Regions from separate parts of the Homo sapiens genome. Here region 1 is linked to region 2. A link is a loop called in an ENCODE intact Hi-C map of the cell type or tissue named here. Cell type or tissue: endothelial cell of umbilical vein. All regions are shown on one strand.

Evidence for each region. Hi-C counts contacts between places; a loop is a spot of excess contacts. Peaks named below come from ENCODE experiments on the same cell type or tissue, not always from the same donor. Only the 100,000 strongest peaks of a DNase experiment are listed, where the experiment ranks them.
Region 1: it touches region 2 in a loop (2.7-fold over the local background); 4 of 110 quality-filtered maps call a loop at or near these places.

What each region holds. Positions count from the first base shown.
Region 1 is chr11:119,260,656-119,265,655 of GRCh38, reverse strand. All of the region lies in intron 2 of CBL (Cbl proto-oncogene), which reads right to left. Among named protein-coding and RNA genes, the nearest start is that of MIR6756, 50 kb to the left of the region's middle. RefSeq lists enhancers at 1,889-1,938, 4,979-5,000. In endothelial cell of umbilical vein, a CTCF peak has its summit at 2,849; DNase peaks (open chromatin) are centred at 1,975 and 2,775; H3K27ac peaks cover 2,136 bases.
Region 2 is chr11:119,319,853-119,324,852 of GRCh38, reverse strand. It overlaps the pseudogene LOC124900316. Among named protein-coding and RNA genes, the nearest start is that of MCAM, 5.2 kb to the right of the region's middle. RefSeq lists enhancers at 2,889-3,514, 3,515-4,140 and a silencer at 3,577-4,016. In endothelial cell of umbilical vein, CTCF peaks have their summits at 1,097 (motif pointing right) and 3,048; DNase peaks (open chromatin) are centred at 1,112, 3,062, 3,772, 4,842 and 1 weaker place; H3K4me3 peaks cover 1,147 bases; H3K27ac peaks cover 2,252 bases.

The DNA of each region.
Region 1 (5,000 bases), 59 kb after region 2:
CTTGGGCTTCCCAAAGTGCTGGGATTACAGGTGTGAGCTACCGCGCCCAGCCACTTTTTCTATTTTATGTGTGATGGGGGTCTCACTATATTGCCCAGGCTGGTCTCCAACTCCTGGGCTCCTCACACCTTAGCAGAAATAATTTTTTAACGTATATTTTCTGTCTGCAGATAATTTAAATGAATTTATGTCTTAGGGAATTTAAATGAACAGTTAACTGTATAAACCCTATACAGGGCTAGAAAAAGTAATCTACTAAACTAGTATTATCTATTCTAAAACAGATTTGCCAAACCTCAGACTATTAGAATTATTTTACTTGAATATTATTGTTCTGAAGAATTAACACAGAAATATCAAAAATCATCTCACCTACTTCAAAAGTCTCTTAAAAATGGTTTAAAGACTCAAAAAAGTTTATATGGTATTTAAAAAGAGAAGGAAACAAAACTTTCATTTTAAAAACAGTAATTTAGGCTGGGCGCAGCAGCTCACACTTGTAATCCTAGCTCTTTGAGAGGCTGAGGCCGGCAGATTGCTTGAACTCAGGAATTTGAGACCAGCCTGGGCAATATAGTGAGACCCCCCATCTATACAAAAAATGCAAAAAAATTAGCCAGGTATGGTGGTGCACAGCTGTAGTCCCAGCTACTAGGGTTGCTGAGGTGGGATGATAGCTTGAACCTGGCAAGTGGAGGTTGCAGTGAGCAAAGATCGTACCACGGCACTCCAGCCTAGGCGACGAAGCAAAACTGTCTTAAAAAAATAATAATAATGAAAAACAAAGAAAAGTAATTTAGCTAATTGCAGATTGGTATATGGTGGTTATAAAATTCTTTCAACTCTTCTGTAGGACCGAAAAATTTCCTTATAGGTTGGGCATGGTGCCTTATGCCTGTAATCCCAGCACTTACGGGAGGCCAAGACAGGCAGATCACTTGAGCTCACAAGTTCGAGACCAGCCTGGGCAACATGGTGAAAGTCCGTCTCTACAAAAAAAACAAAAATCAGCTGGGCATGGTGGCATGGACCTCTAGTCTCAGCTACTAGGGATGCTGAGGTGGGAGGATGGCTTGAGCCCTGGAGGTGGAGGTACAGTCAGCAGAGATCATGCCGCTGCATTCCAGCCTGGGCAAACAGAGACAGACCCTGTCTCAAAAAAAGAAAAGAAAAGAAAAGAGAAAAGAAGAAAAGAGAAGAGAAGAGAAGAGAAAGAAGAGAAGAGAAGAGAAGAGAAGAGAAGAGAAGAGAAGAGAAGAGAAGAGAAAAGAAAAGAAAGATCATAATAAAAGACTGGAGGTCAGGCATAGGGACTCACACCTGTAATCCCAGCTCTTTGGGAGGCCAAGATGGGAGGATGGCTGAAGGCCAGGAGTTTCGTACCAGCCTGGGCAACATAGCAAGACTGTCTCTAAAAACAAACCAAAAAATCCACTGAAGAAAACCCCCAATAATTTACAGGTAAGTGTATTTTAACAATATTTGTAAATCAAATGATCCTATCGTTCTCAAGAGGAAAATTCCAAGATGATTTAATACTTTTAATACAATGATTAACAAAAAAGCTGTAAAACATTATACAATACGATTACAGGGTTGCAAAATATTCCCAAAATAAGGTTACAATTTTTTGCCATTCAGTGATGGTATAGGCTTAAGACTCATATAGATGATGATAATTATACTGCTGAAGGGTAACATGATCACTGCTTTTAAGTATTTCATTTACTGGTACTATTTCAGTGATAACTGCTGCTTTTCCTATCAGATAAACTCCAGAAACCTTATATCCAAACACTAGTGTCATCTAAAGAATGCTGAGTGAGAACATACTGAGATGACATTTATAACTCAATAGCAGCATCCTCTGCTCACAGTAATCAGCTTTAAAAATAGATACAACGGAACTGTTTTCCACAAAGCCTCACAGGAAGTCAATGAAGTACTGTTTAACTCTTATCATCGACTTAAGCTGTTAAAAAACAAAACAAAACAAAACAAAACAAAACGAAAACCATCACCTACAAAAGGAGTTCTCAGCCAATACATCTAAAAATAGCAATGGCCCTTTTTACTAAACACATATTAAGTGTATTTGATACTACATACTCATGGTCCTGCTTTTGAAATTCCCAAGTTACACAGTAACAGATTCCTACTAATCATCCAGAGCATTTCAAGCTAACTGTTTCACTGAATTCTAAAGCTAAAGGGGACACATCTAACTCACCAAGTAAATGGGAAGGCAGCAACCCACATGAGAGCCTCCAACACTCCCCTCATATTTCTATCAAATTAATCCTAAAACAGACTCAATCTCCTTACTCCCCCTACATGAAAATCTTTAATGACTTCTCAATTACCACTTAAAAAGTTCAAACTGCTGACCTGATACATGAAAGCACTCACAATGTAGTCCTAATTCACCTTTCTAATACCAGTCAATGTTCCACCAAACACTCTATCTACGCTTTCCAGGCTCTGTGCCTGTGGTATTGGTACTGCATCAACAATATATGCTTCTCTCCATCTCTAGCAGTTAACACTAAGAGTTTACTAGGGATTAGATGCTTTACTAAGCTAAATAAAGTGCATTTAATTCTCATAATGCTTTGAAATAGGAATTACTAACCGTATCTTACAAATGAGAAACAAAGACTTAGTGACATTAAATAATTTGCAAGGTCACAAAGCTAGTAAGGGGCAGCATAGGTCTATGAAATTCAAGAGCCAGGGCTCTTTGGTTATGACACATTTCCTTTCCAATGACTACGGTTACTAAATCCTGCCCATTCTTCAAAGTTCTCAAACACTGCCTCCTTGGGGAGGACTCTCCAGTCTATATTTAACGTCTACTCTCAGCTTCTGAACCCCCTACAGCAACTTGCTCATAGTTTTTCACAGGTTCCATCACGTTCTGCTTCATATTAATTGTCTTATTCCCCAATCTGGAAGACAACTCCTTAAGGGCAGAGGCAGGGAAAGTATCTCTTACACACTTTATCCCCTGCAACCCTGGTCACACTGGGCACATAACAGGCATTCAATACATTTGTAGAACTGAACTGGAAAATATTACCTACTTTTGACAAATTTTTAATTTCAGAATAATTCTACATCTACAGAAAAGTTATAAAGACCACGCAGGGAGTTCCCATAAAACCCAAATCCAGTTTCAGTTTCCCCTAATGTTACCATCTTATATTACTGTGGGACATTCTTCAAAACTAAGAAACCAACATCAGTATGGTAGTACTAACTGAATCCCAGGCTATATCCAGGCTTCACCAGTTTTTTCCACTAATGTTTTTATCTATTCCAGGATCCAATCAAGGATACCACTTTACATTTACTCACCCTATCTCCTTAGTCTCCTCTGGTCTGTAATCATTTCTTAGTCTTTCCTTGTTTTTCATGACAGTTCTGAGCGCTGTTCAAGTATTTTAAAGGATGTCTCTCAGTGTGTCTGTCTGTCTTTCTGATATTTTGACTGGAGTTACGAGTTTATGGAAAGAATAACAGAGGTGAAGTGCCCTTCTCAACACATCAAGTCATAATATCTACATGGTATCACTGAAAATGTTCAACTCGATCACTTAGTGTTTGCATGCCATGATTCTGCAGGTGAAGCTATTAGTGAAAAATATTTACTTCTCCACACCTTCTTTCTTATATCTTTTTTAAAAAAATCACTTATACAAGAGTCAATAATATTTTTAAATGACTCTAATACATTCTCATTAAAGCACAAATATTTTACATTAGTATCTTTAGTTTTCAGTGTGGTTAGAAAAAAACAAAAATGGTTCAAAACAATCATTGTGAACATTTAGCAAGTGTTCACTAGCTATGTTACTTCACGGTCCTGTTTAATCAGATTTCTCTGTATTTCAAAATAACTTTTGAGTTCACTTAACCCGAGCTCTGAAAGACAACTTTAATAAGTAGAATTACATGCACTGGAGCATTTGCCCACAATTGAAAGCATATTAACCCTCAGTACTGGTTACTACTTCTCTACACCAGTTCCTTAAAGACATATACAAACATATCAGTAAGATAATGCTGAAATCTTTAAAACTTCTCATACCCTCTCCCTCAACAAATGACAACCACCACCAAGCACCTTTTAGAAAGCTAATGCAATCAACTTAAAATATACAGATACAAATTATACTGAGACAGCACTAATAGAATCTAATCAAATATGTAGAAAGTCTATATCTAGTTACCATTAATTATTTAACTCCTGAGTATGTAACTTAGACATCGATTTCCATTTAAACATAGCATTTCCCTGAACAAATAAACAGAGTAGCTAATACTAAGCTTTGCAAAACTTGAGAAAGAACATGGAATGTTCTCTGTCCGAATATAAGACTATTAAAAGGGACAAAAACTAGAGAAATCTTCAATAAATGTTCCATGGAAAAGAATCTAGAGGCCAGGCGCGGTGGCTCACGCCTGTAATCCTAGCACTTTGGGAGGCCAAGGCAGACGGCTCACCTGAGGTCAGGAGTTCGAGACCAGCCTGGCCAACATGGCAAAACCCCATCTCTACTAAAAATACAAAAAATTAGCCAGGCGTGGTGGCGCACACCTGTAATCCCAGCTACTCGGATAGCTGAGGCATCAGAATCGCTTGAACCTGGGAAGCAGAGGTTGTAGTGTCCAGCCTGGAGACTTTGCCTCCATTAAAAAAAAAAAAAAAAAAAAGTAGAGATTTAACTGCCAAAGTGAAAGAAAATACAAATGCAGTGCAGTGGGGAGTCATTAAGGATCTGGGACTGGGGAGTGATATCTGATCATTTTAAGACCGAAAATGATAGCAATGTAGAAGGTGAATGAAAGAAGAAACTGCGAAAGCAGAGAGATCAATCAGCATAGTAGTGCAGTAGAAAAGTAATGGGAGCCTGAGATAGAAAAGTAACAGGGGCAGTAAAATAAAGACAGATTTGAGACAGACTGCAGCAGTAAAATCAAGAGTATGACTGAGTAAG
Region 2 (5,000 bases):
AGTGTGAGCCACTGCACCCGGCCTGTCCTCATTCTTTTAACAGTTGCGTAGTACTCCACTGCATGGATTTGGTGCAAGGATTGTTTTTAGTGGACTCAGTGAAGTGCTGTATCCCACCTCCAAGAGGTTGCCAAGGGGATCTCAGTCACATATGGATGACATAAGGGAAGAGCCCCCATCCCCACACGTATCTCTCATTCTACTGTGAGACTATTATGATAAAATGAACTGGCTTGTGGGAGGTAAAATAAGGCCACACTTTGTGTGCAGGAGGCAGGCTCCCCAGAAGGGATTGGCTGTTTTCAACCTCATCACCCAAGGGAAAAGAGGGATCTGAGAAGGGAAATGGAAACTTAGTAAGAGGGGCCTTTTGTTCTGTCCCTCTGGGGCCTGAGCTCTAATTTAAAGTCACTCATGGTTGCTCCCCTGCTTAACACCATTTATACACAGCCTGTTGCTCTGAGTAATTGACCATGGCTTACAAATCCTTTGTAATCTGGCCTCATCCTTCACTAACCTCAGCCTTCCCTTGCAGAATATTAACCAACTCCTAGCAGCCCCCTGCACATAGCGAGCTCCGCCACACTTCAGACAGCACAGCCCACCCCCATTTACCTGGCTACCTCCTATTCACCGCCTAAAATGAAGCTCGGCATCAGCTCTTCCAAGAAGCCTTCTTTCATCACCTCAGGCTGGGTTAAGTAACCGTTTTATGTGCATATTTGCACCCTGGTACGCAGCTCTTTGTGTTATAATTATTTATTTGTCTGTCGCCCTCACGAGACTGTACGTTTCTCAAGCACATGACCCCTTGTTTTAGTTATCGTCCTGTCTCCAGCCCCCAGCTTAGTTCCTCACTAGTGTGCTGTATCCCAAATCACAATACACATATGCACCGAGTTATGACACAGAGAAGGGAATTACAATGCCCCTCTTGACCTCAAACCCTCTCTGCCCACATATCATCCCTAGCTTTGTTGCAAGGCTGTCATTACCCAGGATGAAGTGAAACAGAACCCAAGAGTCTGGCTTCTGCGATTCATCAATCCCGCTTTTCAGTCCCCCATCCTCCCACCTGCTCTGTAGGATGAGAAAACAATTCAAACTAGGGGCACCAGGGGGCGCTCTCAGGCCAAGATGAAATCAAGAAACCATGGTAAACCTAAATTCCAATGTCACATCGTTTTTCCACTGCTCAAGAACCTGCAGTGGCTCCCCATTGCCCACCCTATCTTAAGCTGTTCCCCTATAACCTAAGCCCATCTCATCTGCCCAAGCTCCCACGTGCATGCACCCTCTACCGTGCTGAATTTCTACTTAGCCATGTAACTCACAAGGGTGATGCCAAGGGGTAATGGTGTAGCTAAAGCTAGCCCCCTCTCCACTTAGGTAGGTCTGGCTGCGTCAGCCACCCACATCCCTCTGGTGGCTGGGGAGCCCGGGGTTGGATGAAAATCATCCCGGGCTTTGCCAGTGGCCGCGAGTGCCCAGAGCTTCCAGGGGCCTCAGCTCACCATGCACTGCCCCGTGTGTGGCAGTGAAACCCAGGCCCTGACAGGCGCCGTGTAAAAATAAATACATAAATAAAGCTATCCTCAATGCGCTCCAAGTAAACGGATACTGGAAATGAAAGTAGTGGACTAGGCCGGGCAAGGTGGCTCACGCCTGTAATCCCAGCAGTTTGGGAGGCTGAGGCGGGCGGATCACTTGAGGCCAGAAGTTCAAGGCCAGCCTGGCCAACATGGTGAAACCCTATCTCTACTAAAAATACAAAAATTAACCAAGCGTGGTGGTGCGCCTGTAATCCCAGCTACTCGGGAGGCTGAGGCAGAAGAATCGCTGGAACCCAGGAGGCAGGGGTTATAGTGAGCCGAGGTCGAGCCACTGCACTTAAGCCTGGGCAAATGAGCAAGACCCTGTCTCAAAAAAAAAAAAAAAAGTGGGATTGCTATGTGAATATAATCTCAAGACAAGTCACCACCAACTCCATCTTCTAGCCGGATGGCTGCTCTGACACTTTCTGATAGGGAAATTCTGTAGTTGTCCATATACGTGCCCCTTTCGTGGGTCCCATCTCTCTCTTTTTGCTTGTGTCATTTCCCCTGCCTCGAAAGATCATTCCTCACTCCTCCGTATCTAAACCTGACCTTTCATTGAAGGCTTCACATTTCCAGAAAGACTTTCCTAGCCAGCACAGTCCACATCAACACTCCCTTTTCTGAATCCCAGTTGCACTTCCTGTCTTTACCACACAACTGAGCTCTTAATTCAGCTGTGATTATTACACATAGACTGCGCAGGTTTTGGAGTTCGTTAGGTAAAACTTGGTTCAAATTTTGGTTCCTTGGAGTGATGACAAAATTCTGGAACTTGATTATGGTGATAATTGCACAACATTGTGAATGTGCTGAATGCCACGGAACGCTGACGTTTAAACTGGTTAGTATTCTGTTATGTGCATTTCACAATTATTTATTTGTTTATTTTTGGAGATGAGGGTCTCCATATGTTGCGCAGGCTGGCCTTGAACTACTGGGCTCAAGCAATCCTCCTACCTCAGCCTCTCGAGTAGCTGGGACCACAGGTGCACACCACCGTGCCAGCTGTTAACACAGTTGTTTTTTGTTTGTTTGTTTTTTAAGACGGAGTCTCACTCTGTCGCCCAGGCTGGAGTGCAGTGGCGTGATCTCGGGTCACTCCAACCGCCACCTCCTGGGTTCAAGCAATTCTCCTGCCTCAGCCTCCCGAGTAGCTGGGACTACAGGCGCGCGCGACCACGCCCAGCTAATTTTTGTATTTTTAGTAGAGATGGGGTTTCACCATGTTGGCCAGGATGGTCTCGATTTCTTGACCTCGTGATCCGCCCGCCTCGGCCTCCCAGAGTGCTGGGATTACAGGCATAAACCACCGCGCCCAGCCTCTTTCCTCCCCTCTCTACTCCCGGCTCCAAGATCAGCCCTGGCAGCAGCAGTGAGGGTCCCAGGCATCGCCGGGATGGGATGGAACAAGGCTCCCCTTCTCCAGGGCTACCCCTGGGATGCTGGCAGCCCCGTGTGGCAGGGAAGAGGAACTGCAGGAGCGTCCTTCAGGGAGGAGAGGGGCCAGAAGACCTCAACATGGCGCCCCCAGGTTTCCCACAGGCCCCCTCCTGTAGACCAGCCGGCCTTCCCCTCAGTGACGACTCAAAGTCAGATTTGAAGAGCTCTCTGGGGACATTCCTCTCCCTGGATGGTGGTATTCTGGGGAGCGGATGTGAACTTCCCTGAAGGGGAGAGGTGTAAACTCCCAGCATCCTGCTACCACCCTCCGCCCCCATCACCCTTCATTCCCCAGGTGCAGGCTGGGGGCAGAGGAGAGGGAAGGGGATTAGGTGCTGGGGCCGGGGAACCGAGACCCAGGGTGTCACCGCTGACAGCAGCGGGGCCCGCAGAGCTGCAGGGAGACAGAGCCGCCTCCCCGCGGCGCCGACGCTGCCATCTAGCTAGAGGGCCCCACTCTTTCTTTAACCAGAGGTCACAGCCTCATTGCCTACCCAGGAGGCAGCCCCGAGACGCCCCCTGCGGCCTGGGTTTTCTCCACCCTGTCCCCGCGCCCACCCCAGCTCTGCCATCCCCGGCTGCACCGCTTTGTAAAGGGGACGGCTGGTCAGACCGAATCACTGCGCGGGCTCGCGCTGGGTCGGGCCTGGAGACTGGATCTGGGGCTTCCGGAGAGCCCCAGGCTCCCCGCGCGCCCATCCACCCGCAGCCGCCTGAGCATTTATGGTAATGTTTGGGTTGGGGCGAGCGGCCGGATCCCCGCCCCCTGCCTCCGCCGGGCGGGACCTCGAGGCCGGCTCCTGGGGAGCTTAGCGCCGGCGCCTTCCCGCCGCGGCCGGGTCCCCTGGGTGGAGGCCCTGGGTGCCGGAGGCCTGAGGTCCGGCAGGTGGGCTGGCCCCCGTGCGGAGGCTCCTAAGACCGGGGGGTACGAGAGGGACAGTCCCAGTCGGTCGGAGGAGGGGTCCGCGGGGTTGGGGACTCCGATCCCGCTCAACCTACCCTAACCACCCACTGCTGCCCACCCAACCCCCGCCTCTGGCTTAAGAGTCCATCATCCCCAGGAGGAGTCCCGATGCATCCACATCCTCTTTCTCCTTCTCTCCCCCCACCCCCTGGCAGGGAAGGGGCTGAGGGAAGAGGCCAGCAGCTCTCAGGGGAGTCGTCGGAATGCTGGGAGCCTGGGAACAGACCCTGCGGTCCCTGGGAAAGCCAGGCTGTGGGAATCCCACCGTCAGCCCCCTCCCCAGGATGGGCCACCGGATGTCAGAGACCCCAGTTCCCCAACGGGGATCTTTGTGAGGGTGGGCCCTGCCCCCCAGTTCAAGCCCCAGCCTGGCTCGACCCCAGAGTTCAGTAGGCCATCTGTGACGAAGACAGCCCCTCCCCCGCTCTCCGCCCTCCACCCCCCTGCCTGCTCCAACATAATCCTCGCCATTGTGCCCGTCGCCCCCTCCCCCCGCTCCCCCTCTCTAGACCCCTGTACAATGGGGCCTTTGCAGCCTCCAGAATGGAGATGAACTCACGGTTTTTCCAAGTTTAAAAATAGCCCCTCCCATCCCGCAGAAGGCCACCCTCCCTCTCTCCCATGGTGGTGTGGGGTGCACCTCCATCCCGGCTGTGCCTCCTTCCTCCTGCCCTGGGTCAGGTGCGAAGGACATGGGTGAGACAGCATCCGGCGGGAGCAGGGCTGCTTCCCCCGATTCAATCTCTTCCCCCACATCTTCCATCCACCCCCCAGTACAGTATCCGGTTTCCTGCCCCCTACCCTTTTCCACCCTGTTTTCACTCCTTCAGTATAATCTTCTCCTACTCACACCCACATTCTGGAAAAATTCTCCAACTTCCGCACCCCCTCCAAAGACCCAGGCCGGATCCTATTATCTGGCCTGGCCAGGGGGTTCCCCAGTCTCGGTAACTGCCAAGATTGTTGGGACTCCCACCCCATGTCCTCACAGCAGCTGC